2 separate regions of the Homo sapiens genome follow, and region 2 is linked to region 1. The links are chromatin contacts, found by Hi-C or POLR2A ChIA-PET in ENCODE. All regions are on one chromosome and are shown on one strand. The core of a region is the stretch at or near the end of the contact, and the rest is flanking DNA. Distances in the headings are between cores, read along the strand shown. Region 1 holds the start of GK (glycerol kinase). Region 2 holds the start of GK-AS1 (GK antisense RNA 1).

The links. A loop is a pair of places that touch in the nucleus more often than their neighbours do. ChIA-PET counts read pairs that join two places held with the same protein, here RNA polymerase II (POLR2A). Pooled maps may share reads with other maps.
Region 2: a map of B cell shows a loop between it and region 1 (2.5-fold over the local background). The contact joins the promoter of GK-AS1 here to the promoter of GK in region 1. A Hi-C loop is called at or near these places in 5 of 168 maps with a recorded cell type or tissue (B cell, CD14-positive monocyte, GM12878 and 2 more), 32 of 37 single-sample maps with no recorded cell type and 17 of 50 pooled maps. POLR2A ChIA-PET finds 5 or more read pairs at or near these places in 10 of 52 experiments (B cell, GM12878, OCI-LY7 and 6 more).

What each region holds. Positions count from the first base shown.
Region 1 is chrX:30,652,061-30,654,746 of GRCh38, forward strand. GK (glycerol kinase) reads left to right here and starts at 1,363. Exons shown (of 21, transcript NM_001205019.2): 1 at 1,363-1,555. The coding sequence starts at 1,478. RefSeq lists a silencer at 1,033-1,452.
Region 2 is chrX:30,716,719-30,719,404 of GRCh38, forward strand. GK-AS1 (GK antisense RNA 1) reads right to left here and starts at 1,381. Exons shown (of 1, transcript NR_046603.1): 1 at 1-1,381. GK (glycerol kinase) reads left to right here. Exons shown (of 21, transcript NM_001205019.2): 14 at 1,820-1,898.

The DNA of each region.
Region 1 (2,686 bases), core at 113-2,612:
TGTGTGGTAAAACTATACAAACAGAGATGGACAAGTGACGTGGTGTAGAGCAAGGTAAGAAAGGAAAAAAAAAAAAAAGGAAAAGAAATGATGTTCCAGAACACAGAGATTTGGGAAAGGGATGGAAAGAAATGACAGTGGGTATAGCGGAGTGCTTTTAAAATTGATAGAGAGCATGGTGGGTTACAAAAGCAATTTAGTGATTTTCAATCAGCATTAAAAAAAAATGATATGCCATAGAATAAAAATACAGAATGCATACTGTGGAAGGACAAATATTGTTTTGGAAAGTTTTTCTATACATACATAAATGTATATTAGATGTATATAACATGTATTTACATGTGTAACAATTGTAACTACAAATGTGCTCCCCGCCCACACACACTGGAGCCTGGGTTTGTTTTGTAAACTGTTTCACAGTGTGGGTCTTGGTTCCAAGTTTGAAAGCCCTTAGAACACAGGATCCAGAAGGATCCGGGCAAGGTAAATTCAAGGTCAAGGGAGAGTCCCTTTTCTGTCCCCTGCCATCCAAAGCAGTTAATGGAGGGAGAGGAAATGGCGTGTGGGGGAGGGGACCGCAGAGTGAGGCCAAACGAGGAGCAAGGGCGCGTCAGGACGGAGTGGTGCCGGGCGCCTTCTGCCTGAATGGTCGATAGAGGAACTTGGGGAGGTTGATTTTGGGTGCTTTCCTTAAATGCTAAACCGAAAGAACTTCCGCGTTTCTTGTCCCTGAAAAGCTTGCAACGGTGAAGGATTCGCGTTGCTCCTTGAGGTGACCCTATATGGGGTCAATCCCAGCCAAAGGAATGATTACGATTACCAGGGGCCAGATGCAGGGAGGTGGGCGGGGCGTGGGAAACGCGGGAAGGCCGGGCCGGGTAGGTCCACACAGCGACTCACGTCGCTGCACGACTCTGCACAGCCCACTGGAGGGAACAAGCAGTTCTACACACTTTGAGACCCCTATGGAGGCGAGCCCCAGGACACTAGTGGAAGTGCGCTCTTTTCGCCGGCCAGGAGCGCTGCCTGCCAAAGGGCAGTACTCGTCTCCGCCCCATGCCATGCAGCTGGATGGCTCTGCTGTCCGCTCGCCGGGCCCCCACGTGACCTACTGCGCGGGCCGCCGCCTCCACCGCGCCCAGGCCCCGCCCCCGTGACGTCTCATCGCCCTCTGCCTGTCCGAGCGTTCGGCTCTTTTGCGTTTGCTGATTGGCCAGCCCAGGTGACAGCGCCCACCCCCACCCCCCCTGACACGCCCCTGGAGCCTTGGGGGTACGCGGTGGGGGGCGGGGCCTGGGCCGGAGGGGCGGGGTGAGAAGGCTGCGCGCGGGTAAAGGGGCCGCCTCGAGCGCGGTCCGAGCGTTCAGCGGACGCGCGCGGCCTCGATCTCTGGACTCGTCACCTGCCCCTCCCCCTCCCGCCGCCGTCACCCAGGAAACCGGCCGCAATCGCCGGCCGACCTGAAGCTGGTTTCATGGCAGCCTCAAAGAAGGCAGTTTTGGGGCCATTGGTGGGGGCGGTGGACCAGGGCACCAGTTCGACGCGCTTTTTGGTGAGCCCGGGGTGACATGTGAAGAGGCGCTGAGCCGGGGCGGGAGTCGGGGGACGGAGGGGGTGGCTGTTGTGTCCCCATCCCGCATCTCTCCGGCCCGGTGCCCCGGCCGCTGGGCAAGGAGGGAGGCCGGAACGGGACCTGCCACACTGGGGATGCCCCAGCCAGGCCTGGGGGACCTCGGCCTCTCATGACCCCCATGGCCGAGTTGAACAGTCGCAGTTTTGGTGGCGGAGCTGGGTCACCTACTAATGGGGTGACTCTTCCCCCAAAGGGAGCAGGGACTCTCCGAGCATCCGCGCAGAGCGGCCCGCTTGCAGTAGGGGACAGGTGGCCACATTGACGGCTACCGCGGTCTTCCCCAGGAACATTTGGCCTGCGAGACACAGGACGTCCTTGGATGGGGGGAAAGCTGTGTCACGGCTGTGGTAGCTAACACAGCGTCCTTTCCAGCAGTAGAACGAATAAAGTATTGGAGTGATGATGCGTTGTCATCCTCTCCCATAAAAATTGCAGAGGGTTGAATACTGGGGAGGGTGGCAGAACAAATTAGGAAACAGTCACACTACACTGGTTTTGCCATAATCTTTATTTAATTCCGAAGACTCGCAAATTTCAGTTCTGAGACTTTGCCCATTACAAACAAATGATTGTCCTTACTGTGCTTCACAGCATAATGCGACACGGAAATTCTGTTTCTCTTTTTATTTACCATGTGTGACAGCACAGTTTTACCACAAAAGATTGCTATTTAAGTGACTGCTGATTAATTTTTGTGCAATTAGTAAACTTGCTCTTAAAGTGACCTAGCACAGAGTTCAGTAAGATAATTTAAAAGTAATTGAGGCCGGGCGCGGTGGCTTACACGTGTAATCCCAACAGTTTGGGAGGCTGAGGCGGGTGGATTACCTAAGGTCAGGAGTTCGAGACCAGCCTGGCCAACCTGGCATAACAAAAATTAGCTGGGCGTGGTGGCGGGCGCCTGTAATCCTACTTACCCGGGAGGCTGAGGCAGGAGAATCACTTGGACCCGGGAGGCGGAGGTTGCAGTGAGCAGAGATCACACCACTGCACTCCAGCCTGGGCAATCCAGCCTAGCCAACAGAGCGAGACTCTGTCTCAAAAAAATAA
Region 2 (2,686 bases), core at 131-2,630, 65 kb after region 1:
AGTTCTCTTGAATGATCCCACTAAGTACCTAAATATGTAAATGTGTCAAACTTAATACAACAACTTATTTTAGGCAGGGAATGAGCTGTGTTAGAGTCCCTTGTAAGGTATTTCTTGAATTGTTTTTGTCCCATTTTTAAAGCCTTGTCATATTTGCACAGCTATGCCAGATCTGTTCCTCAAATACTTCCTGTGGTTAAAAAGCCATTTTATATATGTAATGATACAGAGTACTGTATGTATGTCTACATATATAAAAATGTATAAACAGAACAATTGTGGCATTCTGTAGCTTTGCAGTAACATAGTAACTTCTCATAGAAGCTATGAATGATGGAATATACCAGCATATTCATTCTCTAGTTTACTTACATTTTGACAACTGACAACAAGAAGGCATGACCATTTGTAATTCAGTTAATAGAACTGAGGACAGGTCCCTACATTTAATATTACCTGACGTTTGGTTTGGAGTGACTCTGTGGAAGTAATTTACATTAATAATCTATATGAATGAACTATCAGAGCTAAAAAAAATTTCTTGGTATTCCTAATGGTTCGTGCTGATACTTCTTTTTTTTTTTGCCTTCAGGATCTTTTTATAATAGCTTTATTGAGATATAGTTCATATTCCACACAATTTACCCTTTTCAAATATACAGTTCAATGGTTTATAGTAATACTATATTTACAGATTTTTACAACCATCACCACAATCTAACTTTAGAACATTGTCACCACCCCAAAAAGAAACCCCATAACCACCCCCTATCCCCCAGCCCAGGCAACCACTAATCTACTTTCTGTCTCTATGGATTTGTCTGTTCTGGACATTTCATATGAATGGGATCGTACAATATATCGTCTTCTGTGCCTGGCTTCTTTCACTTTGCATAATGTTTTCAATGCTCATCCATGTTGTAGCATGTATTAAGACATCATTCCTTTTCATAGTCCAATAATACTCCATTGTGTAGACATACTGCGTTTTATCTATTCATCAGTCAGTGATATTTGGCTGATACTTTTTTAACATTAAAGAAATTAATGAAGTCAATATTTACATTTAGTAAGAACCTTCACATATATTCTCATATTGAGCCTCACAGTAATTTGTTTAGGTAAGTGTTGTCATAGTCATCATTTTATAGGTGAAGAAATGGAGGCTCAGAAAGCCTAAGTAACTTAGGCAAGTTACTTAGATGAACTTGCTAAGATTAACTTACTAAGTTACTTAGATTAGTTACTAAGATTACACAGCAATTAAGTACTAGAACTGGGACTCAAAGCCAGTTTATCCAACTCTGAAATATGTTTTTATTGTTATTGCCACAGCTCTAGGTGATTTTGTTTTAAAGAAAAATTACTTACTAGCTAGCTTCTTTGCTTTTTGTTTTCTTGATTTACTATACTGTTAGATATGGGAAACAGACTTGAAAAAACTTTTAATGTGGCCTCTCCCAATAATTTTATGAACAATATGGCAATATATTTCTAAGTGATAACATACCTCAGTAGCTTAGCAACAGACAGAAAATTGTTCAAGAAGCAAACTGATCAAAGATCAATGTCCACCTATGGGGACAAATCCAAGGGTGTGCTGGAAAGCTCACTTCTTTTCCTCATCCCGTGAAAAACTTTTATTAGTGACTTAGATAAAACTATGTTTGTATTAGAAGACCTAGTTTACATATTTGTCGGAGTCTCAAAATGGAAACTGAATTCTGTCCATCTGATTGTGTCATACACAGAATATGCTCAATAAAAACCTTGGATAGTGATAAAATATATTCTGTCTTGAATTCCTTTTTTTCTTTAGGGTTCTGTAGCTATAGCTGGTGCTGTTATTCGCTGGCTAAGAGACAATCTTGGAATTATAAAGACCTCAGAAGAAATTGGTGAGTGTGTTCTAACAAAAGGTTAGAAAATCTGAAAAATGACACATTTCAGTATTTTATCTCTGCAAAGTAAATACTTATGCTTTGCCCCAAATGTGATCCATAAATTATATGGATCCCTATTATGAGTTTGACTTATGCAAAAGACTATCTTGTGAAGATTTATAAAACAAGGAATTGACATAATTAGTGGTGGTTGTTAATAAACTGGCAATGTAGGGCATAAAAATTACCCAAGTGTAAAATTGAACACTGGAGATTGCCAGAACCTGCAGATAGAGAAGTTGAGTTAAATTTATCTGATGAGAAAGAGCTTTAACTCTTAGATTAGAGTGAGCATTAAAACTCTGGTACCTATAATTTAAGTATTAATACGGCTGTTTTCAGTCTATAGATAATTAGTTTGAACTTACCTACTCACTCTTTCATCCACTTGCTTAACTTTGCCTGAAGGTGAGACAATCAGAAATACATTTCTGATTAGGGACACACTAGAGGCCACTTTTTCATCTCCTAGTCAGCAACCTTAAAAATAGTGGAAATGAGCTAAAATACCTTAAATAAATGAATCTGGTTCCTTGATTTCTTGAGCTAGGCTACATTTTAGTGGGGGGTATTTAATGTGAGAGAAACTCATTTCTGTTGATCCTAGCATACTACTGTAGTTAGCAACATTTTGCTCTACCAATGAATTGGAAACCAAAACCCCTGTCCTAATTTTTCTAATTTTTAAAATAGGTATGCTTATATAATAATACACAATATTTGTGTGATTTTTGTTTTGTTTT